Linked DNA regions of Mus musculus: regions 1 and 2 are each linked to region 3. Evidence: chromatin loops called from intact Hi-C (ENCODE). Cell type or tissue: heart. All regions are shown on one strand. Each heading gives the region's core, and the rest is flanking DNA. Links, peaks and the distances in the headings are about the cores only.

Region 1 (7,511 bases), core at 1,239-6,238, 65 kb after region 3:
TGGAGAGTGACTAAGAGAATTACATCCTATACAAACACATGAAGCTCCTAAAGGAATGTAAACATAAGGTGACACTTTTAAATAAAGTTCCAAAAAAAAAAAAAAAAAAACAAAACCCACTTGACTGATATAATCTCTTACACTTTCTCCATTGTTTTAAATTTCTCTCACTGAAAGTAAACTAGAATGTGAACCTGTGTGAGGCTGAAGGATGGACTAAGGAGGGCCACTGTGTAGTTATCTGTGCTGTCTATGAGCCTCAGGACGAGTGACTATCCTCCAACTGAAAGCTACGGGGACTGCTAAGGTAAGGGAGCCCTTGGGGAATGACTACACTTTCAGTTCCAGAGAATCCAGAGGTATGAGTAGCTTAAGATTGATGATGCTGTTTTACCTTTCTTTCTGTTTGAGGGTTAAAAGGTAATATGTTGTAGTCACAATTATATACACAACTGGCTCAAATCCTGAAGTTTCTCTATTTACAAGCTGCCCAGTATGGTCGCCATAGAGCACCTGGAATGTAGGTAGTTTGAATGGATTTGTTCTCCAACTGCAAAATACACCTCACACACCAGTTTCAAAACTTTGTACAAACAGAATATAAAACATCTCAAGAACATTCTGCTACGTGTCCAAATGACAATGGTTTAATGGTTTCAGTTAAACAAAATGTATTTATGAAATGAACTTAATTTGATTGTTCTTTAATGTTAATACAAAAGTCCAAATTATTCATATGGCTCATGTTATATTTCTTTTGGGAAATGGGAGAGCTAAATAAAGATGGGAATTTTCATAATACTATTTATTTCTCTTACGACATAGTTTCCAGAGAATTTTAAGATTTATGTTACGGTTATTTAATGTTTTCTGGCCAAATTACCTGTCTTTGTCAAAGATTAAAACCTATGCTTAATCTTTATAATCAACCTGGTTTTGGAATGGCCATATAATAAGATGTTTGGCCTGCATGATGTCATGGAATATTTGCCCAGACTTACCCCGAGCTCCAGAACATGTAAACCTGTGGTTCTGAAGTTTCTGAGAACCTGTAAGTACTGAGCAGAGCTAGATCTAAAGAGTTTGCTAGGACACCTCAACCCAGACACTATATCCAAACAAACCAACAGTGCTGACCCTCGACATCTCTATGCTGAAGCCCCGACCTTGAATGACTGGATATGGAGATGAGGTCCTAATCGACAGTAATTAAGGTTAAAAGAAGCCAAAAGGGCAGGCTCTTGTCCATAAATTGTGTAGTCTTATAAGAGGAACTGGAGGTTGGAGGTCAGTGTGCGGGGGAACCAGCTCAGCAACTGAGAGCACTTGTTGCTCATGCAGAAGACCCAAGTTTGCTTCCCAGCACCCACCCCACGTGGAGGCTCACAGCCATTGCATATCCAGTTCTGATCTAATGCCCTCTTCTGACTTCTGTGAGCACCAGGCACACACATGGTGCTCATACACACATTCGGGTGAAACACATAAACATAAACTAATAAAATAATAAATCTAAAACATTTTTAAATACCAATTGTGAATGCTCAGGCAACAGGCAGCAGTTTACAAGCAAGGGAAAGATCCCTCCCTCCCCAGAGACAGACTGTATCAGACCTTGATCTTGGACTCCTTGCAGTGATAGGAAAGCAAATTTCTTAAGTCAGGCAGTCTGTGATATTTTGCTAAGTTAACCTACACAACCTATTACAGATACATACCCAGTCAAGGCAATTCCAGCTTGATATTACTTAATACTAACTGTAGATCCATAAATTTGTTGGATAAAGCCACAGTGGTGTGTACCAAGTAGAAAGTAAATAAAACTAGTTGATATCCCCTAGAAAGCAATAGAACAGGCTGTTTCATAGTCTTTACACACCATGAGTGGATACTCATGGACCATCTTTGAAGAGCTCAGTCAAAAGGGCAAAGACATAGTTACTATTAATTTTAGGTAGTCTCTTAAAATATCCCCTTAACTACATAGAGGATATTCCCTTCAGCAGGTAGAAGTCACATTCCTGCTTGAACTTAAAGTGAATGATATCTTTCCTAGGGATGTACTTCTTGGGGTGATACCTTCAATGATTTCATCATAGTTTAAGCACAATAAAAGCTTACTTTATGCTCCAAGGCGAGACTACTCTGCATTATTCAATTAGCGTAGTACTCAGCCTGTGACTATTGGAATAAAATTTGACAAGGGATCTCTCTCTCTCTCCCTCCCTCTATCTCTATCTCTATCTCTCACGGCCCCAGAATGGGGTGTAGAATGTTTTCTTACTTTAGAAACATCCCAGACACCTTCAGGTTTATAAAATTCTGGTTTTGAATGGAGGTGGGGGAAGAAACAAGTGGGATTATTGCCCAAACCACTATCATACTGAACCCTTCACTGCATCTTTTAACTCTAAAGAGATCAAAGAACTTCACCAAATACAATTTCATTTCTTCCATACACTTTTCTGGGAAAAGGACTCAGCCTCTAACATAATCTCAAAGAAGTAGGAAAAAAAAAATGAATCCCCTCTTAAAGTGATTTGCTTTAGAGCTGGATGAAGCGCTTGGTCTCCCTGCGGCCAGCCGGGTGTCCACACTGCCGGGTGTCCACACCCGTGTCTATCCACACCCGTGTCTATCCTGTTGTCTCCAGCTGGCTTGCTGCTCACCGGTTCTTTGGTTTTATTTCCCAGGCATGTTTGCACTGCTTGCTCCTTGGTAGTCACCCTGCTTCTAACGTCAAGGTTCTATCAGAGTGGCTTTTGAACGGCTGTCCATTTGAGTGCAACTAACCTCAATCATTCATCAAGACAGCCCACCCCAGCCCCCTCCCCCCTTTTCTCTGCATTCTTTGGAGCAACCTGACCTTCCTAAGGTGTTGGAGCAGCAGCCCATCCCTTCTTCCCCTTTGTACTTTGGTCTAGAAACCGTAGATTTGGAGGCCGTACTTTTAAGCGTGTCAGATCATGTTTCCACACTACCATTCCCAGGTGATGTAAAAAATCTTTTCTATTCCCACTTAAAACATGTGGTAAGAAATGGCGCCTACAGTAAGTGCACACTTGGCTCCCCAGAGAAAAAGATTACATAAAACTCCCAATGGCCATTGGCGGACGGCAATTATTTTGGTATTTCTGCGTCAAGTGGCAGAGTCTATGCACCTGCTATGACCACTGTTTCCCTAAGAGCCTGCACCCCCTTGCACTCCTCACCTCTAGTATTCCTCTCCCCAAAACACCATTCCAAGCACCCCCTTTGCATATAACTTCCCCTACAGTCCCCAGGGTGGGGATAAGAATTGATGTTCGCTCCATCCCATAGTCTTCTCAGCAGTACATGCTCAAATTTCTCTCTGTTTGCTCCAAGAGCGCGGATGGGTAAGTTCTTCACCCCCTCTTAAAAGTTGCCTAAAATCCGCGTCTGGCCCTGGCACCGCCCGCCTCTCAGACAGAGCGAGGGCTGGCCGCCAAGGAGCCACGATCCCTGGCTTATTTCTAAAGGCAGGTTCGCCTCCGGGAGCCGCAGAGGGAGGCCGGGCAGAGCGCGGCGTCCGTCCGGGGGGGCAGCTCCACGGGCCCGGGCCGCTCCGGACGCTGAACCGCGCGGCCTCCGGCCCATGCCGGGTCGCCGCACGGCCGAGTCCAGCAGTGGCGGCGGCCCCCGGGGGATGGCGGCGGCCGGGCTCCGCCAGCAGGTGGTCCCGGGGTCCCGGCGGCGCCGCCCCCTTCGACGGCGCGGCCCCTACTCCCGCGGGGGAGGTCAGCGCCCCGGCCGCCGCTCCGCACCCGCCGCCGCCGCCCTCCCTCGGCTCGCCGCGTCCCCCGGGCCGCGTCCGCAGGCTGAGCCCAGGCGGGCCGCGGCGAGCACCCCACAGCTCCGCGCCCCAGCCCGGCCCCGCTCCCAACGGAAAGTTGGGCTGCGGCGGGCTGCGTTCGGGAAAGAGCGAGGCGGCATGAAGGGGCACCGAGGGGTCGCCTAAGACACCGGGGAGGCGGAGCCGCGCGCGGGGACAACTTCGCCCCGGGCGCGCAACCCCCGGCCGGGCTCGCGGTGGTTCCTCCCGTCCCTCGGCCTCCCCCGCCGATCGCGACGCGGACCTTGGTCCCGGCGGCTCCGCGGCGGTGACACGAGCCCGCCTCAGCCGCCGCCTCAGTCTCCTGCCGCGCCGCCACCTTGCCCGCACCATGGAGTTCTCGGAGAGGAAAAGAAGCAGGAAATCCCAGAGCTTCAAACTGGTGAGCCGAGGTAAGCTGCCGGCCCGGGGACAGCGGCGGGAAGCCGGCGCCGCGCTCCGCGCACTCGGCCCCGCGCGCCCCGGCCGCCCGCGGGCTCCACGCCGGGGGCGCGCCCGCCCCGACCCCCTCGTCCCCGCCCGAACCCGGGCCCCCCGCGGGCCGCACACGCCCCGCCGCGGGGAAAGTTGTGCCTGAGGGGGACCCACCGGGTGTTATTGAAGGTAAACAAGTCGGAGGGCACGTCAGGAAATTAGCAAACAATGACACCGGGGAGCCGAGCCCACTCTGGGGTGCCGCCGCCACGGCGGCCGCTGGGCTGGGGTGGCTGAGGGTTTGCCTGGCCGGCAGGCCGAGAATAGACTGGGATTTGTTTTTGTTTTCGTTTTTTTTTTCCTTCCCCCACGCAAAGAGAAGGAGGAGAGAAAAAGATGATCATTGTTCTTTTTAAGAAGAATCAGCTCATTAGGGAATCGAAGCTCAAGGCAGAAATTGTTGACATACAGCATCTTTTCCAGTTGAGTGATTTGGGTGGAAAGGTAGTTTTAAGATTATCTCGTATACCAGTCAGACAAGTGTCGCATCACAAGAAATAAAGAAAAATCCAGCTTGGTCCTGCCGACTAACAGGTGTACAGCACACTCTTTATAGGCGTTTATTTTGTCCGGGGAGGAGAAAGTTGAGTAGTATCTCCTCTGGGTTCTGTTTCTTGTTCGAGTCCATCTTCCTGATTTGAGTCTTTAAAAAATGGTGCCAACTCGGACAAGAAACACCTGTCAAAATGTATCACCTTAATAATCGAGAATGGTGATACCCCCCCCCCAACCTCCCCAGAGGTAATGGTACAAGTTCTAATATGAGCCCACACTCTTTAAATATCTTTGCATTAACTTGGGTCAAAGCCAAATCAGAGAAGCGCTCCACTTTCCCTAGGTGGTTTTTATCTACCGCTAGCATCTGAGGAAAGAGCCACATGATTGTTCCAAGGGCCCCAGCAAAAGTCACATGTGAACAGGTGACTATTGGGAGGGTGATTGCAAGGGATGGAGTTTTTCTGAACTCAGCTAAGCAGACATGAGGATTTTATAAAGCTCACTTTTGGTTAGTCTGGAAACGGTTTAATTATAGACATTTTTGCAAATCTGCTCATCTGTGTTTCCCCTAATTTAGCTTTGTACTGTTTAACGATAGAGGCCTGAAATAGTGTAGTGCATGCATTCAAAATATTTGGCTACTCCTTCTCGGCCTCCACCTCCCCAACCAGGATGTTGACTACTCTGGAAGTCTCTCTGAGTGTGATGGCCCTGTTGATACAACGTGCTTCGTTCAGGAATGGAGGCTGCTTTCTTATTTATGACCCCAGGAAACTGACTACTCTATCTTAAGAGAGAGGGTAGTTTTGTCATGTTGTCCTGTGACAGCTAAGGCAAACAACAAACAAACAAGCCCACCCAAACCTTGGACAGCTGTTGAGAAGGGACCTCTATTTTCATACCTGGGTGGTCCTGGTTTGTAAAGAGCTACATTATCAAAATGCTGTAGCTTCCACACGAGATCCCAAGATGTTATATTTGAAATTTTGATTAACATAGTAAGTTTTTCCTTCTTTTTTAATGGTGAGTGATTCTGCTGTGCAGCTGCTTTTCAATTTTTTTTTTGGAAGATAAACTATTGCATCTTCAGTAAGGGCAGTAATTGCAAAAGATTCACTTATGTGAAAGGTAAAAGACTTGCTTCTTTTCAAAGTATACCTTTAAAAAAATAACACATCAATATCTTAAAAAAAAAATGCATCCTTACTTTTAAGCTGAGATTTTCTGGGTAAACCCAGTAGAGAGGCAGTTCCGAAACATGCTATTGATATGCTCACAGAAATGGTAGTGGAAATACGTTTGAGAAACTCCATTGGCCTGTGATTTGGCAAGATTTTTTTTTCTTTTCTTTCTTTTTTATTTATTTTATTTTATTTTTACAAATATACTTGCTGTAGCCAAGCATATCTGTTTTGTAAGGCGCAGTGGTATTTCAGGTTCCTGTACTTCACAGTAAGTAACGTTTGGTGATTAGTATTGACTCCGATTCTGTGAGAGTTCTTGAAAGTATACTTGTAGATTATACATCTGGGATGGGAGTCTTTAGGTGCTTATTCCTATTTGTTGAAGTCATTAAAATACTAATTTTCGGTTATTTTCTCATGCCAGATTATCACCATGAGGTGTATAAAATCTCAGAATTCAGCAATGATGTTAATGGGGAGACCAAAGAGACACAACCCATTTACTTAGGTAGGTTCTTATGTCAATTAATTTCTCAGCAAAACAGCGTGGCGTGGCCATTTGCAATTTCAGGGGCAGGGTGGTGGTGGGAGAGATTATGGAAGAACGGGAAATGTCTGCCATTGCTTAATGCATGACATTCTTTTCAAGACCTTTTATTTTACAGATTGCCAATATATCCCTTATTAACATTGCTAAAAGTTGTAATTTCAGACATAAATGTTTATTAGTGTCTACACACAGTGCTAATTATCACTCAGTCACAGAGCCAGATGCTGACTACGCAGTTTCGCCACTCGGCGCTCACCCCATTTACATTGCATATTCTCTGGCATGCTTCACTGGCAATAGTTTGTGTAATTGGGGTATTACATCTTTGACATCTGGATAACAGAAATTCAATTTCCAGGAAGCTGCTATTTGTTTGGTTTTGCTTCTGCCTTGGGTGGGATAGAGGATGGATGTGCTGTCTTATTAAAATGTCCTTTCACCTCTATGGCCTGGTTGCTAATCCTGCCGTGGCACAGTTAAATTAAATCTGTAGTCCAAGCAGCGTAAAGAGAACAAAAGTGATTGTCTGCCTTGCCACCTCTTGATAGTGCCTCTTACTACTCAACAGCTTTGCACTTCCTGGCTGTGTCTTTTTCACTAACATTTGTGGTCAGAGAGAAAAGATGACTTTTCTCCTGTCACCACCCTTCCTGGCTTACCTACCTCGGGGACAGAGGGAGCAAAGGCAGCATCCTCCACACCTTATGACAAGTGCCCACAGATATTTAGGTAGCCAAAAGTGTGCCCCGATGCCTGTATTTGTATAGCTTAGGCATGAGGCGTGTCCACGAAGCATCTCACGTTTGTTATCTGTAGCCTTTGAGCCCAAAATCAAACTGTCCAGGATGCTTCCTCTGAAAGTGTTTATCAAGGCAAAGTGCAAGGTAGATGGTGGTGTTTGCTTTCAACTTTGCCCATCCTGGACTCTCTACCACCTCAGGTAGTAGGGCGA
Region 2 (7,511 bases), core at 1,239-6,238, 50 kb before region 3:
AGTCTTGGAAACTGTTATTGTTTTATTTCCTGTTGAATTCTCAAACCTGGCAACTGCCAAGGGATATTTTCTTGGTCGGTCTTAGAAAAGGAGTTGGAAGCCCCTCCCACCCCTACAGAAGCAGGCGGTCGAGACTTAGACATTTCTGAAGCTCTCCCTATGGTTGCTAAACCAATACATTGGACAAGGAGAACACTAATTATATGGAAATCTATTACCTGGTAGTTAATTATTTTTGCCCTCTAGGAAAACCTCAGGCACCCAGTGGTAAGTGGCTATTCAGACAGAAAACATGAAAGGCCTACCCAAGTCACAGTAATAATGATAATTGCCGTAATAATAATAATTGCTCTTGATGTGGGAAAACCTAGGGAATAGCTACCCAGTTGTCTTGCCCTTGCTATTAGAAATCAGATTGTTGAGTTTGACTGTCTGCTGCATTAAGTGGGTGGGGAGGCCGTGGTGTTCCATGAGAACACAGAGGCCTGTTTGGAATATGAGGCCCTCCCTGGCCTAGCATTGATCAATGTCACCCTGGTCTGCCAAGGAAGGAACAAGCTAGTGGTGTCCCCTTGTACTAGGAGTTCCCAGGGTTATATGTAGTCATTAGCTAGTTTTGAGACATCATGATAACAGTTTTGCCCAACGTCCTGGGCCTCCGACCTCCTGAGAGCTAGGAGTGCCTCCTCCAATGTCCTGTGTTCCTACTTGCGGTTCTCCTCTCACCTCCTAGAGACTCCTCCTGTCTGATTTGAAGGAGTAGCAGGCATAGACCAGAACATATATATCTGACCTTTGAATTTTGGTGACTGAGAATTAAGCTATGAAAATCCGAAAAGTTGAAAATGGATGTAGGATTCCATGAGTGGTTGGTGGTGAAATTTCCCTCTAGCCCTCCTCCCCCTCCCTGTGAACACTGGGCATTTCCTCTCTTCCCAAAGCCACCTACCACCAAATCTCTTCATTAAACCCTCCTCCTGTCTGTTGTTGATTTTCCCAGGGTCAAAACTGCAAGAATAACAGTTCTAAAACAGGATTTTCACCCTGGCACATCTATGCTTATGTTAAGAAAGTTTTCTTGTAGCTTTCAGGTCAAATCTCAACTCCCTGTCTGGAATTCAAGGTCCCACACTATCTAGGCACGCTCCGAATTTCTCCTCCCTCCCCTTGTCTCTCTGCCCTCTCCTCCGCTGTGTAGAAGAACCTGCTACTACACCTAGCCCCTCACCTCTAGATTTCTACTCAGTTTCTGTCCTTCTCTGCCCCATAGTTCATTGCTTCCAGATAGCGCCTCTGGGGCTTGGTTGAGGATTGATGTTTATGATTGGACCAGGTCCCAAGGAACTCAGTATGGTATTAAACCCACTGTATAACAGAAGTTGGCCTTGAACTGCCGATCTGCCTGACTCTGTCTACCAAGGGCTAGAATTACAGGCAAGAGTCACTGTGCCTTATGAGACATCTGCCTTCTTTGGCTAAATGGGTTTGCTTCCTTTGGAAGCCATCCAGCATACAGATGTGCGAAATTGCACTCCAGAGATGGTGGAGGTAGGGTACTATTTTGACTGTGCTGCTGGGTACTTGGGGGATAGGGGCAGGGCATATTGCTTGTGCACTAGCTGGACTGGGGGAGGGAAGCTTAGCCTGGTGGAGGTGAGTGCAGTGCTGGCAATGATCACATTCTGGAAGAGAACCGTGAGGTTTATGGGGGTGGGGTGGCTACTTATGCCTCTGGGGAGGTAGCCAGGGTCTCTGGGGTGAGGTCTGTGTGGCCTGTACCAGTGACCAGGACAGGGGTGTTAGAAGATGCTTCATTTATATACTCAGGTGTTGGGGGAGGGGGACTTATAAGGTCAAACAAGGAGTGAAGGCTGATAACTGTCAGGATAATAAATTCTTACTAGGGTTGTTGTGGCCGGAGCTGGCTTTATGGCTCCAGGTTGAGACTGGGGAGATAGCCAACCCCTGCTGGCCTACCTTTGAGGTATCCAGGTTTGAGGCTCCCTGGACCCTTCTTCCTCTGTAACCCTGGGCCATCAGGGTCCCAAAGGACTGGGACCCTCTTCCTCTAAAACACCTTGAGCCGAGCTGAGGCTATAGCTCAGTGGAGAGCCTCACAAGAGGCTCTGGGCTCCACTCCGACATCACAGATTAAATATGCCAGGATAGATTATAGGAAATTTAAGAAGCTTGTGAGGGAAGCATGGATGGTAGAAGGCGGATCTGTCAGCACTTAATCATACCTCACAGATATACTTCCAATTCAGGTTTTTCCTCCAACAAATATTTATTGAGTACCTACTGAATGCCAGCTGTCATTTTAACCCTGAGGACACAGGGATTAACAGAGCAGATAAAATCCTCAAGAAGGTTAACTCCCCTCCCCCCAGAGCAAAGGAGATCTGTTTAGTGTCTCTCCAAACATACGTCATGGCATAGCTCCATGATAGAGCACTCGCTTAGCATGTCTGAGGCCCTGGGCTCATTTCTTAGCACCAAATTTAAAAAGGAAAAGTTAGAACGTAATACTTCATTTGCCTGATTAATATGAAGCAATCACTTGTTGGTGACACCAAATCCAACTCAGACTTTATTCGCACTTAACCAGACGTGACAGCGGTGCCCTTCACATTCAGTTAAGCCTGCAGTCTGGGCTCTGCCTTGACCTGGATTGACCCCAGTGTGGGAGGGTCACAGAGCCCTGGCACATATGTGAAGTGTAGCTCCAAGGCACTGACATGGTGTGTTTGGGCAAAGGCTCCATCTCTTGTGGAAATAATGTCTCTGATGAGTTCTTCCTCCTCCTGTCCATGCAGAAGACTCTCAGGTTACCAGCACAATATCCCCCTTACAGTCGCCACACAAGGGACTCCCTCCTCGGCCACCTTCATCACACAACAGGCCTCCTCCCCCACAGTCCCTGGAGGGACTCAGGCAGCTGCACTATCACCGTACCGACTATGACAAGTCACCCTTAAAGCCCAAAATGTGGAGCGAGTCATCTTTAGATGAGCCTTATGAGAAGGTGAAGAAACGCTCCTCCCACGGCCATTCCAGGTGAGCTACATTGGGACACCCAAATGAGGTCCCCGGATATGCTCAAACAGAATCAAAGGCTTGCCCCACATTAGAACCTACAAATATTGCCAAAGGATACTCTTTTCCTTCCTGGAACTCACAGTTCAGCTTTGCGCACAAAGCCCTCTGCTGGCAAACCCCCAGAAGTACAGATTTGTCATCTGAAGGTAGGGAGGGGGGAAGAGGGGAGGAAAGGGTTTGGCTCATAGTCAACCTGTTGGCAGATGGATTTAATGCTGTTACATTTCACAGGAATTAATTAGGAAATTGTAGCCAGCAGCATTCCAGAATGGCAAAGGAGAGCCGGATCTGAGGATCCTCAGGGTGGTATAGAACCCTATACGATCTTCCCGCAGAGTTCTGGAGCCAAGCAGCTGAAATGCAAGCTGCACACATTATCAGCTCATTGCTTGGTTAATATCAACGTCGTAGAGAGGATTATCTGGAAGACATTTAGGCCCGCTTCTGTTTTCCTCATGTTCCTTAATTAGCTCCAGAGGGTACCCTAGCAGGTACTGTATCTTGTAAAACAATGCTTGTTAAGGATGAAGGCTCCAGAGAATAGTCACCCTGTGCTTAACTTCGAGGAGTGGAGGGGGGGAGGTGGGATAGTGAGAGCTGGAGTCCCGGGCAAGCTCTCCCTGCAATTAGATCTACTGTCCCAAGCTAGTCAGCCCCTACCAACGCTGCCACATGGTATTCGTGTGATCAGCATGGCTTCCCTCTTCTCGCTTGCAGCAGCCACAAGCGCTTCCCCAGCACAGGAAGCTGTACCGAGGCAGGAGTAAGCAGCTCCTTGCAGAACAGTCCCATCCGAAGCCTCCCACATTGGAATTCCCAGTCTAGCATGCCATCCACCCCAGACCTGCGCGTCCGGAGTCCCCACTATGTTCATTCCACAAGGTGAGTCTGCTGGGCCTTTAGGCCACCTGCCTTTCTGGGCCAGACCCTGGTGTAGTAAGACATCATTGGCTCCAATCTAGCCCAGTTAACAGGGGAGCTAAGGTCCACTTTACCCTGGACACTCAATATAGTCAACTCTATCCATATCCAGGGACTTGTGGGGCCAGAGAGCCCCAGCCTTCTGAAGACAGGTAACAAGGATCCTAGTAGGAGTGGAAACAGGAAAACTAGCCCAGTTAAGGTGGGAGAGTGCAGCAGCCATAGACACCCCAGGCTAACCTTTGCTCTACCCTCCGTTCCTCATATATCTTTCTCATGAGGTCTAAAATCTATTCTGGACCCACTTTAATGCCTCAAGGTGTACATTTATAGTAACCAAAAGAAATGAACCGAAAAATAGACTTCCCTGAATCATATCCCTTCTCTAAGAGGTAAAGCTGCATCACAGAAGGTCACTGGTGAGGGTGATGTAGTACACTTCTGCCTGGATGTGGCCAAGAGTCGCTAGGAATTTGCATAAGACCTCCTATTGCTGGGTTCTATCACCTTCCTCTTGTTGATATTGATGGATTGGAGGCAAAGTCTTGGTACTACTGGTAGATAAGTGTATCGTTCATGTTTAGGGGTTCCATGTTTCACCAACCCTCCATTTTAGAATACTCACAAGAAACAGCCATTTAGGTACGTTGGCTTTCATTTCAGAGGAGTCTTTGGTTCAATCACGAGAGGACCTCTGTTAGACCTTTTGGTTGTTAGTTTTGTTTTTGTTTTTTTGTTTTTTATTACCTACAATCACTATTTTAAAGGGGTTAGTGTAATGCTTAGAACATAGGAATTTGCTTCTCTATCAATAGCATCATTTTCTTAAGAAGCAAAAGCCCTCAGACATTGGTCAACACATTTCATCCACTCCCTAGGTGCCACGTGGATTCCAGAGATTCTTAGCTCCCTTCCTCACCTGGTACCTAGGGAAGAACCTGGCTTTCCAGGGGCAACCTTGCTGGGCTCTCCCATTGGTAGAGGCCCTGAGCCTGGCCTGTGGCTTTTGTGGGACCCTTTGATCCAGGACTCTAAGACCAATCCTGTCTCCCCAACAGGTCAGTGGACATCAGCCCCACGAGACTGCACAGCCTTGCACTGCACTTTAGGCATCGAAGCTCCAGCCTGGAGTCCCAGGGCAAGCTCCTGGGCTCGGAGAACGACACCGGAAGCCCCGACTTCTACACCCCGAGGACTCGTAGCAGCAATGGCTCAGACCCCATGGACGACTGCTCGTCCTGCACCAGCCACTCGAGCTCAGAGCACTACTACCCAGCACAGATGAACGCCAACTACTCAACGCTGGCTGAGGACTCGCCGTCCAAGGCGCGGCAGCGACAGCGGCAGAGGCAGCGGGCAGCAGGCGCCCTGGGCTCAGCCAGCTCTGGCAGCATGCCCAACCTGGCGGCCCGCAGCGGGGCTGCAAGCACTGGAGGTGGCGTGTACCTGCACAGCCAGAGCCAGCCCAGCTCTCAGTACCGCATCAAGGAGTACCCACTATATATCGAGGGCAGTGCCACACCCGTGGTGGTACGCAGCCTGGAGAGCGACCAGGAGGGCCACTACAGCGTCAAAGCGCAGTTTAAGACCTCCAACTCTTACACAGCTGGCGGCCTGTTCAAAGAGAGCTGGCGCGGGGGTGGCGACGAGGGGGATGCAGGCCGCCTTACACCATCTCGGTCTCAGATCCTGCGGACTCCTTCGTTGGGGCGTGACGGCGCCCACGACAAAGGCTCCGGCCGTGCCGCCGTGTCTGATGAGCTGCGCCAGTGGTACCAGCGCTCCACAGCCTCGCATAAGGAGCACAGCCGTCTGTCACACACCAGCTCCACCTCCTCGGACAGCGGCTCTCAGTACAGCACCTCTTCCCAGAGCACCTTCGTGGCGCACAGCAGGGTCACCAGGATGCCCCAGATGTGCAAGGCCACGTCAGGTGAGAAGGTGGTGGGAGGCAGGTGACCTGGGTAGGCTGAAGGTTGCCTAGACTTCACAGTCAAGAAAAGGAGTCACTTATTCTGGAGGCCTTGCTGTGAAATGTGGGAAGCCATGGTCCTTATCCCAACCCAGGTCTGTCTTCCTTCCTTCCTTCCTTCCTTCCTTCCTTCCTTCCTTCCTTCCTTCCTTCCTTCCTCCCTCCCTCCCTCCCTCCCTCCCTCCCTCCCTCCCTCTCTCCCTCCCTCCCTCCTTCCCTTAACACTCTTCCTTCGCGTAGAGTGAGCATTTCTTTTAGCTTTTCCAGTTAAGGACAGAAAGCCATGTGAAGTCAGGTCAGAGGGTTTATCCTGCCAAGGGTGCAAGAAAGATTCTAGTAGGTTAGAGTCCCAAGTTCTAACCTTGCCAAGAAAGGTTGGGATGAAAGGTCGGGCTTGGATCTTGAGGCCCTGGGAAAAGAAGTGTTTGCTCTCTGAACCTGAGAGCTGCATCTGCTTAGGTAACCTGGCTGCTCCTGGCTTTTCTGCTGCTACTTTCAGGGTCTTTGATGCTGTGTCACACTGAGGTTTGAACCTAGACGTTCTCTATGAAATGATAATGCTCATAACTGATGTTAGTTGAGCATTTACCTTTGCTAGATCAGTGGTGGTCATCTGTAACTCATACCACTCAGAGAGTAATTAACAAAACTACAGCCTTCTACTGTAGGTAGAAGAAACGAGGGAGGGTAGAGGAAAACAAGAATGAAGGCAAAAGTGAAAACCAGTGAAATTTTACTAAAAAGCCAGGCTCTGGAGACGAGAGCCCCTAAGAAGTTCAGCCCAGGAGAGCAGCTGCTCATTGGGCCTCCATGTCCCTACTGCTCTCTTCCCTCGGGCGCATGCTGAGCAAGCCCCAGAGATTAGACTACAAACAAACCGGCAGTCCTGGGCGTCCCTCCTTGAACTCCATGGTCCTACAACCTTTCTCCTGCTCTGCTTTTATCCGTAAACTTACCCACTGGCATCCCAGCAGGATTCAGAGAATGAATACATCTAACGTGTGCCCTCTGAAGGTCATGAGCGGCTCTAGTCCTCTCAGATCCGATGGTTAAGTACCAAGGGCAAAAAGATAGGAGTGGTTCATTCTCTCAGAATTGCCGTGTTTGTGTGCATTTGTTTTATTAAATAGCAGGAAGGTATTACTAAGATTTTAGTAAATTGTACCCCACCCACCCTGCCACCACCAAAAGTGCACACGAAGCACCTCAGACAGATGTACTCGGTGCTAAATTCTCCTGGCTCCATCTAGTCACATTTGCAGTAACGCTATGGTACATATAAGCTGTTAAAAGTGCTGTTCACTTGCAGGATTACTGAAGGAGCAGATGGTAAAGTCTGGAGGCCCTTCCAACAATACAGCATGGTCCTCACATAGAAGCCACATCTAAAACGCCCCAGGGCAGCCCTCTGTGCTCAGGTCTCTACAACAGAAACATGAGGGCTTCCTATTCTATGCAGTTATAGAAACCATCCTGAGGCCAGAGTGGAGGGACAAAGTTAAGACAAAATACAGTTGGG
Region 3 (7,511 bases), core at 1,419-6,418:
TTTGACTGAAGTAGGAGTTCTAGCAGCAAAGAGAATAATATACCAACAGCATTTTCAAAATGTTTTTTCAGTTTCCTAACAACTAAGTTCAAAGATCATTTCTACAGACAGATTTACTTTGAACCACACAGAGATCTCTTTTTGTTGTTTTCTCCAAATCAAAACAGAAACTGTGGCAGATAGTTCTGGAAATCTCATCAATAGGAGCATTCCAAAGGAACGTGTGAGGTCTCATCATTTGGAATCTTAGCAACCCTAGCATAGCAATTCTGGGTTCTGTTATTTTATAGCTCCTCCTTTGGGGCAAATGAACATCTGATTCCAAACATCCTTAAGATGCCCAGTATTTCATAAACGCCCGTGAGCCCGTAGAAGACAGTGCCACTACAATATGCTCAAACGTCTCCGGCAGGAAGAATGGCCAGCCCGCAGGCCAAACAGCCGCCTAATTTTAAGACGTTGCTCAACTGCTTTCCAACTCGTTACACTGTTTTAATCTCCCAATCAGAAAACACAGAAAATGATAATCATTAAAAACTTCACATGTGGGCTGGCGAGATGGCTCAGCAGGTAAGAGCACTGACTGCTCTTCTGAGGGTCCTGAGTTCAAATCCTAGCAACCACGTGGCGGCTCACAACCACCGGTAATGAGATCTGACACCCTCTTCTGGTGTGTCTGAAGTCAGCTACAGTGTACTTACTTACAATAATAAAATCTTTAAAACAAAACAAAACTTCACATGCTGGGTAGTGGTGGTGCATGCCTTTAATCCCAACACTTGGGAGGCAGAGGCAGGAGGATTTCTGAGTTCGAGGCCAGCCTGGTCTACAAAGTGAGTTCTAGGACATACAGAGCTATACAGAGAAACCCTGTCTCGAAAACCAAACCAAACAAAAACAAAAACAAAACAAACAAAAAAACCCTTCACACACTGACGCTAGATACACCGCTGTAGTCCCAAGCCAACCTGGATGACACAGTAGGAGTACATAGTAAGTACTGAAAGAAAGGGAGAGGGAGGAGCAGGGTGAAGAAAAAAACCAACTGTGCTCTATTAAAAAAAAAAAAAAAATCAAAAGCTGGTGGTGATTTCAAAATGGCTGAACTGAGCAATGCTAATTGGGCAGTGGCTGTGGGAAAGGTCTACAGGACCAGAGGATCTACAAGCTCACACAGCAGCCTCCAGGTTCACCCTGGACACCATGATGAACTGTTTTTTCAGAAGCTGCCACCAGCAGCTACAAGATTCATCAACAGTTTCAATACTTGTATCAGTCACAGCCTGAGATGCCGCAGAAGATGTAAGGCACACTCATGGACCAGCTGCGGGGAAGTCTGGAAGGAAGTCTCAGAAATCAAAGAAGAAGGGGCCTAGATGCTTTCACAAACTGCTTGGAGAAGGCTAAAGACCACAGGGAGAACCTTGGAGACCAGCTGCAATCCCATGGTTCCCTAGTCCCTGCAGCTCTGGGCATTCAGCAGTGTCTTGTACAGGACAGGAGGAGACCAAGCACCAATAGTTGGCTGAGGCCATCCTGGCTGGGCCCACCAGCACCTAACAGGCTATATAGAGAACAAAGGAGTAACTGGCTAATATTATCCTGGCTGGGGCTACGCAGGTCCAGGTCTACCAGCATCTGACATGCTATACTGGGAGAGGAAGGGACTTGCAGTCAGCACTAGAGTGAGAAGATGACTGGGAACCAGAGCAGAGGTCAGTCAGAAGTTGAGGCCTTCGGTCAACATGCTGGGCCTGGGAGAGTATTTCTGGGTATAGCTGAAATAGTGTGTAGGGTTCCAGTGCCTAACTGTAATAGAGGCCTCACCACTGGCTCTGTGCTGCTGGAGACATGAACACACACACACACACACACACACACACAATAGAGGCCTCACCACTGGCTCTGTGCTGCTGGAGACATGAACACACACACACACACACACACACACAAACACAAACACACACACACCATTCCTCAGATTCCATCTGGAGGATTGTGACCTTTCCCAAACTTTGTCTCCTAGAGCTTTAACTAGCATCTCTGTTCATCTCTCTGGTTCCTCACCATCCCCATGCAAACCCTATGTAGTTGTTTCTAATCTATACTGATTGTCTTGTCATTGACAAGCCCAAGGGTCCCTGCCATGCTCTCCCCCAATCCATAAATATAAACACACACACACACACACACAGAGCTTTTATTCCTCAAAAGGCACTATTATTGATATCCAGAAAACATACTTATCAAAGAAGATGGTGGGATACATAAAGGAGTCCAGAGAATTAATAACGAACGTAATTTAAAGTATGGAGAATAACTAACCTAATTTAAAGTCCGGAGAACTAATAACTAGCCTAATTTAAGTTTGCAAGCAGTTTTAACACTTCACAAAAAAATATGTAAGTATCTAAAAAAAAAAAAGTCACACATGAATTACTTAAATTATCAAGAAGATGAGATTTAGAACCATACAGAAACCTCTCCACCAAAAAGACAGGCAACATAAACCGCGGGCAACAGTGCAGACTAGCCAGCCTCTGACATAGCTCATAGATGTGCAACATTTTGAATGACTTAGGCATGCATGTACTCTGTAACCCTGCGGTTCCAAAGGGATAGGGCTCAGAATCTGCTCAACCAATTCTGAGAAACAGCTCAAACACTCATCCCTAGGAGAATGGGTAACCAGATCTACTCAGACAACAGAATACAATTTCAGAAAATTAATACATACATACATACACACACACACACACACACACACATACATACACACACACAGCAAAGTAATACCCCGAACATTCTAATCAAACGAAGCTCCATATGAAAATGTACATCCTATTGATGTGACATTCTAGAGCAGGCAAAACTGAGGTATAAATAAGTTGCTTCGGTGGGTAATCCACGCAGGGACTGGAAAGTGGACATTGCTATTTTATCTCCTCATGGAGAATGGGTTACACAGGTGTTTGCACTTGTCAAAAGTCACTGACTAATAAACAAGATTTTTACACACACGCACACAAAGAGGAACAAACTCTGCACTCTATGGCGTGTGCCAGATCGCTTAGGAATAAAGCCGACTAACTCTGCAACATGCTTTGGAATTGACAATGACTAGTATGCTGTTTTATCACTCTGCCTGCGGCGGATACTGGTTAGGACAGCAAGCGCCGCCGAAGTGAGCCAGACTAGGCTTGACATCCATACTCTGCCCCTTGCTAAGCCCTGGGCCAGCAGCTTGCCCGGGACAGTGGCGGATCTGTCAGCCCCGTGCCCGCCCCAGACCCTCTCAGGACCATCACCCTCCCGCCAACACCGCAAGCACAGTCCACCACCCTCAAGCCCGAACCACAGCTCCGGGACTCACCACCAGCAGGTTCCTGTCCTCCACCAGCTGCCGCTTCCGCAGAATCTCGGATTTCAGGATGTCCATCTCGCTCCCAGGGTCTAAGTGTCTTCACTTTGACTCCCCAGCTCCTCGGCGGTAACCTCACCCGCCAGGGGAGGGGGAAGAGGACAAACCACGAAGCAACCAGAGCCCAATTATCGGAAAACAACAACTGCCGGAGCCGCTTCCGGCGGAAATCAGGATGAACGAAAGGAAGGTAGGGAGCGCCCCTCGGCGCGAACGCGGCCAAAACCGCTGAGTATTGTTGCCCCCTAGCGGAACCCTCCAGATACACACTTGTGATTTCAGTAACAGGTAGAAAAGAACAAAAGGCCGGGCAAAGGTAGCACAGGCCTTTAATCCCAGCACTTGGGAGGCAGAGGCAGGCAGATTTCTGAGTTGTCTCAAAAAAAAAAAAAAAACAACTGTTTGTCTCTTTAAATGGTTATTGTGCCCGATTGAACCAGCTTGTATACTCCTAAAGTTTGCTTCATAGTTCCTCAATTTACTTATTTGCCAAGAGTGCTAACATACTAGAGAATGAGAAATACATAAATAATACAAGTTTTAAAATGGCAGTGTTTATTAATTGCCTATTCAACACCCTGTAAATTTATTGTGTTTTCTGGTTATGCAATCAGCAATGAAGATTTTCAATGATGATTGGGAATATAATCATTCTTTCTTATAACCTAGCCCAAGAAAAAATATGTTGAAATTCTACTTTGATTTGTTTTTATTTTTATTGTGATTCAGGCACTCACTGTGTTGCCTGGGCAGGTCTCAAACTCTTGCTATCAAAGTAATCCTCCTGCCCCAACCGCAGAGTGGACCTCCATACTTGGCAGAGTTTTGGTTTTGTTTTGTTTTTTTTAATCTTAGAACCATTTATAACATATCTATTCTTGGTTCCATGCCATGAAAGCATCTTTGTTTTTAGTTGTCATAATTCAACAATATTTTATGTTACATTTTTCTATTCTAGAAGTAGTGAAATAACATTCAATTCAAACTCAAGTGTAGGTAAGATGGTTTATCAAAATAAAAACTGAAAGGATTGCTCATTAGAAAGTTTTATACTGGGGCTGGTGAGATGGCTCAGCGGTTAAGAGCACTGACTGCTCTTCTAAAGGTCCTGAGTTCAAATCCCAGCAACCACATGGTGGCTCACAACCATCTGTAATGAGATCTGATGCCCTCTTCTGGGGTGTCTGAAGACAACTACAGTGTACTTACATATAATAAATAAACAAATTTAAAAAAGAAAAGAAAGTTTTATACTGTGTGTGTGTGTCTGTGTGTGAAATAGGATATTTCATCTAAAAGATATCTGAGGACCAAAAAGATGGCTGAACAGCTAAAAATAGTTGCTGCCAAGACTGATGACCTGAGTGCAGTCCCTGGGAACCCACATGGTGGAAAGAAAAAGTAGATTCTCAAAGTCATCCTCTAACCACAACCACACCACCACATACACACACGTATACACACGCACGTTCACAACCACACCACCACATACACACACGTATACACACGCACGTTCACAACCACACCACCACATACACACACGTATACACACGCACGTTCACAACCACACCACCACATACACACACGTATACACACGCACGTTCACAACCACACCACCACATACACACACGTATACACACGCACGTTCACAACCACACCACCACATACACACACGTATACGCACACACGTTCACACATGCAACTGAAGAATAAATGACTAAATGTGGTAACTTTTTTAAAAAGTAAAAGATGCCTAACTTCTGTCCTTGGATGAAGCATGCTGACATTCTTATGTGAATAGTTGTTACCAGGGTCAAACCATTTACCCACATCCTTCTGATTTAGGAACTAGAGATGATGACCCCCAAACCTGAAGTGTTGGCATAGCTTATACAGTTCACAGAGAACCAGATGGGACACTATCAGGGTAAACTCAGAAAAGGCTATCTCCTCTTCAATTCCCATCTTTGACTTCTATGTTTATGCAAAGCGCATTAAATCATGATGAGGGTCTCAGATCAAAGAACGAAAAAGACGAATACCCGAGGGAGCAAATGGATGAGCAATTTAAACTACAGAAGAGGGGCACAGTGGGGAAGAGGACCAGCAGAGTTTAAAACAGATCAATCCTGCTATCCAGAAAATGTGTACACCATTTCATCACAAATATTATTTAAGAGTGAGATATTAGCTATAAATCAAAGGTCCTAAATTGAGGAATAGCTAAATTATAGGTCATACATACAACTGAATAGCACGAAACTACATTTGAAAAAAAATTCTCAACAATAGCAATGTTTATAATAGGCTTTCTTTTAAAAGTAAAATAATGAATGCATAAGTATAGCGTGCAAGGCCAACAAAGGGCTCAGTAGGTGGGTGCGCTTGTGCATGGGCCAAATGACCAGGCTCTGAACCCTAGAACGTGACAGAGGAGAACCTACTCTAGAGAGCCATGCTCTGACCACCACACACACACACACACACACACACACACACACACACACCATGGCACACACTTGCCCTTTCACAAACACACAAATAAATATCTTTAAATGTAAGTAAATACAGCAATAATATCTATTGTATAATTAAAACATAGAAACAAAGAACTTACTACAAGGAAATAGACCAAAATGAAGTTGTTAAATAGACACAGACCCACTGGTAAATATTAGTGTCTTCTTTAGCCCAGATTTTGATTCAAAGTCCATGATTTGGAAAAAAAATTCAGTTATCAGTCATTTCATATTTTATATCACTGAAACTTTTAATAGTCTAGACCTACTTATCTACTCTTGAAATTAAACATGATAAATCTTAAATGACTCCTATACAAGTGTAACGGTTTGTATATGCTTGGGAGTGGAACTATGAGAAGTTGTGACCCTGTTGGAGAAGGCATGGCCTTGTTGGAGTAGGTGTGTCACTGTGGGGGGGGGGTATAAGACCCTCACCCTAGCTGCCTGGAAGCCAGTCTTCTGGCAGCCTTCAGATGAAGATGTAGACCTCTCAGCTCTGCCTGCGCCACGCCTGCCTGGATGCTACCATGCTTGATGATAACGGACTGAACCTCTGAACCTGTAAGCCAGCCCCAGTGAAATGCTGTCCTTCATAAGAGTTGCCTTGGTCATGGTACCTGTTCACAGCAGTAAAACCCTAACTAAGACAAGAATGCAAAGGTTAAGGGGAATAATATTTAAAGTTCTCATGATCATCCACTTGAACACTCCAGCGTCTGACATGACCTCTTCAGTCCTTTAAGTGCTGGCTCAAACCAAGCTCCAGAGCAGGGTTCCTATGGGATCAGTGAGCTCGGGAGGCACAGGGTTGTCCCCCAAAAGCTTAACTAGTATTAAATTATATGATTGGTGGTGTATCTGAGACACAGTATTCACAGAAGTTAAAAGCAGTCATCTTCTGAAAGATGAAGAAATGTAAATCAATACACAGATTATAAGATTATCCCTTTGGAGGAGTAATGCATCCTAAAACATTATCTGTCAGTTCTGGAGACTGGAGGGCAATACCAAATGTTATCAAGGTAACCTGAATTTATTTTGTTGTAATCCTAATGAATAAAAAAAAGAAGAGAGATAACCATACATAGTGGGTCTCAATCTTTAGCCTCAGAAGAGTCTGTTGGTTGATTTTAATGATAAAGTTGCTGGTTCCCACATCCCAGAATTTCCAAGTGAGGCAGCTGCTGCTGCTGACTATGGAGCATTTTGAGACCTGATGGTCTATTATCACAGAATCTCACTGTAGGAAAGGGGTAAATCAGAAACACAGGCTGTGTCATATCAAGAGTCAGAGGACAATAGGAGGCATGTGTCTATGTGTCTATCTATTTGCATCATTGTCATGGGTGTCATATTAGGATGCCTATCTCTTCTCCAATGAGATTTCTGAGGATCTGATGGGAAGTAGGCAGGCTCCCTTTGGGTCCAGCCACATTTACATGGATGATTTGTTAAATGTAACTGTGGGCAGATACAAAATCCAATCCAGTCAGAGACCCTTCTCCCTTCCTTGAGAAACTGAAACTGGAATGGCATAAGTCTCGCCAAGACACAGGACATAAACATGT

What was found. Peaks named below come from ENCODE experiments on the same cell type or tissue, not always from the same donor. Only the 100,000 strongest peaks of a DNase experiment are listed, where the experiment ranks them.
Region 1: a loop joins it to region 3, with 4 times the contacts of the local background. A loop is called at or near these places in 6 of 42 quality-filtered maps.
Region 2: it touches region 3 in a loop (2.0-fold over the local background); 2 of 42 quality-filtered maps call a loop at or near these places.

The regions. Positions count from the first base shown.
Region 1 is chr2:4,714,048-4,721,558 of GRCm38, forward strand. Bend7 (BEN domain containing 7) reads left to right here and starts at 3,784. Exons shown (of 9, transcript NM_178663.4): 1 at 3,784-4,245; 2 at 6,434-6,517. The coding sequence starts at 4,185. In heart, for the core only: a CTCF peak has its summit at 3,648 (motif pointing right); DNase peaks (open chromatin) are centred at 3,774, 3,934 and 4,324; H3K4me3 peaks cover 2,352 bases; H3K27ac peaks cover 1,146 bases; H3K27me3 peaks cover 2,765 bases.
Region 2 is chr2:4,598,299-4,605,809 of GRCm38, forward strand. Frmd4a (FERM domain containing 4A) reads left to right here. Exons shown (of 23, transcript NM_172475.3): 19 at 2,817-3,057; 20 at 3,817-3,981; 21 at 5,079-5,953. Among named protein-coding and RNA genes, the nearest start is that of Gm13179, 7.5 kb to the left of the region's middle. In heart, for the core only: CTCF peaks have their summits at 3,216 (motif pointing left) and 5,419; DNase peaks (open chromatin) are centred at 3,043 and 5,373.
Region 3 is chr2:4,648,543-4,656,053 of GRCm38, forward strand. It overlaps Prpf18 (pre-mRNA processing factor 18), which reads right to left and starts at 3,593. Exons shown (of 10, transcript NM_026045.4): 1 at 3,374-3,593. The coding sequence starts at 3,439. In heart, for the core only: a CTCF peak has its summit at 3,678 (motif pointing left); a DNase peak (open chromatin) is centred at 3,539; H3K4me3 peaks cover 1,364 bases; H3K27ac peaks cover 768 bases.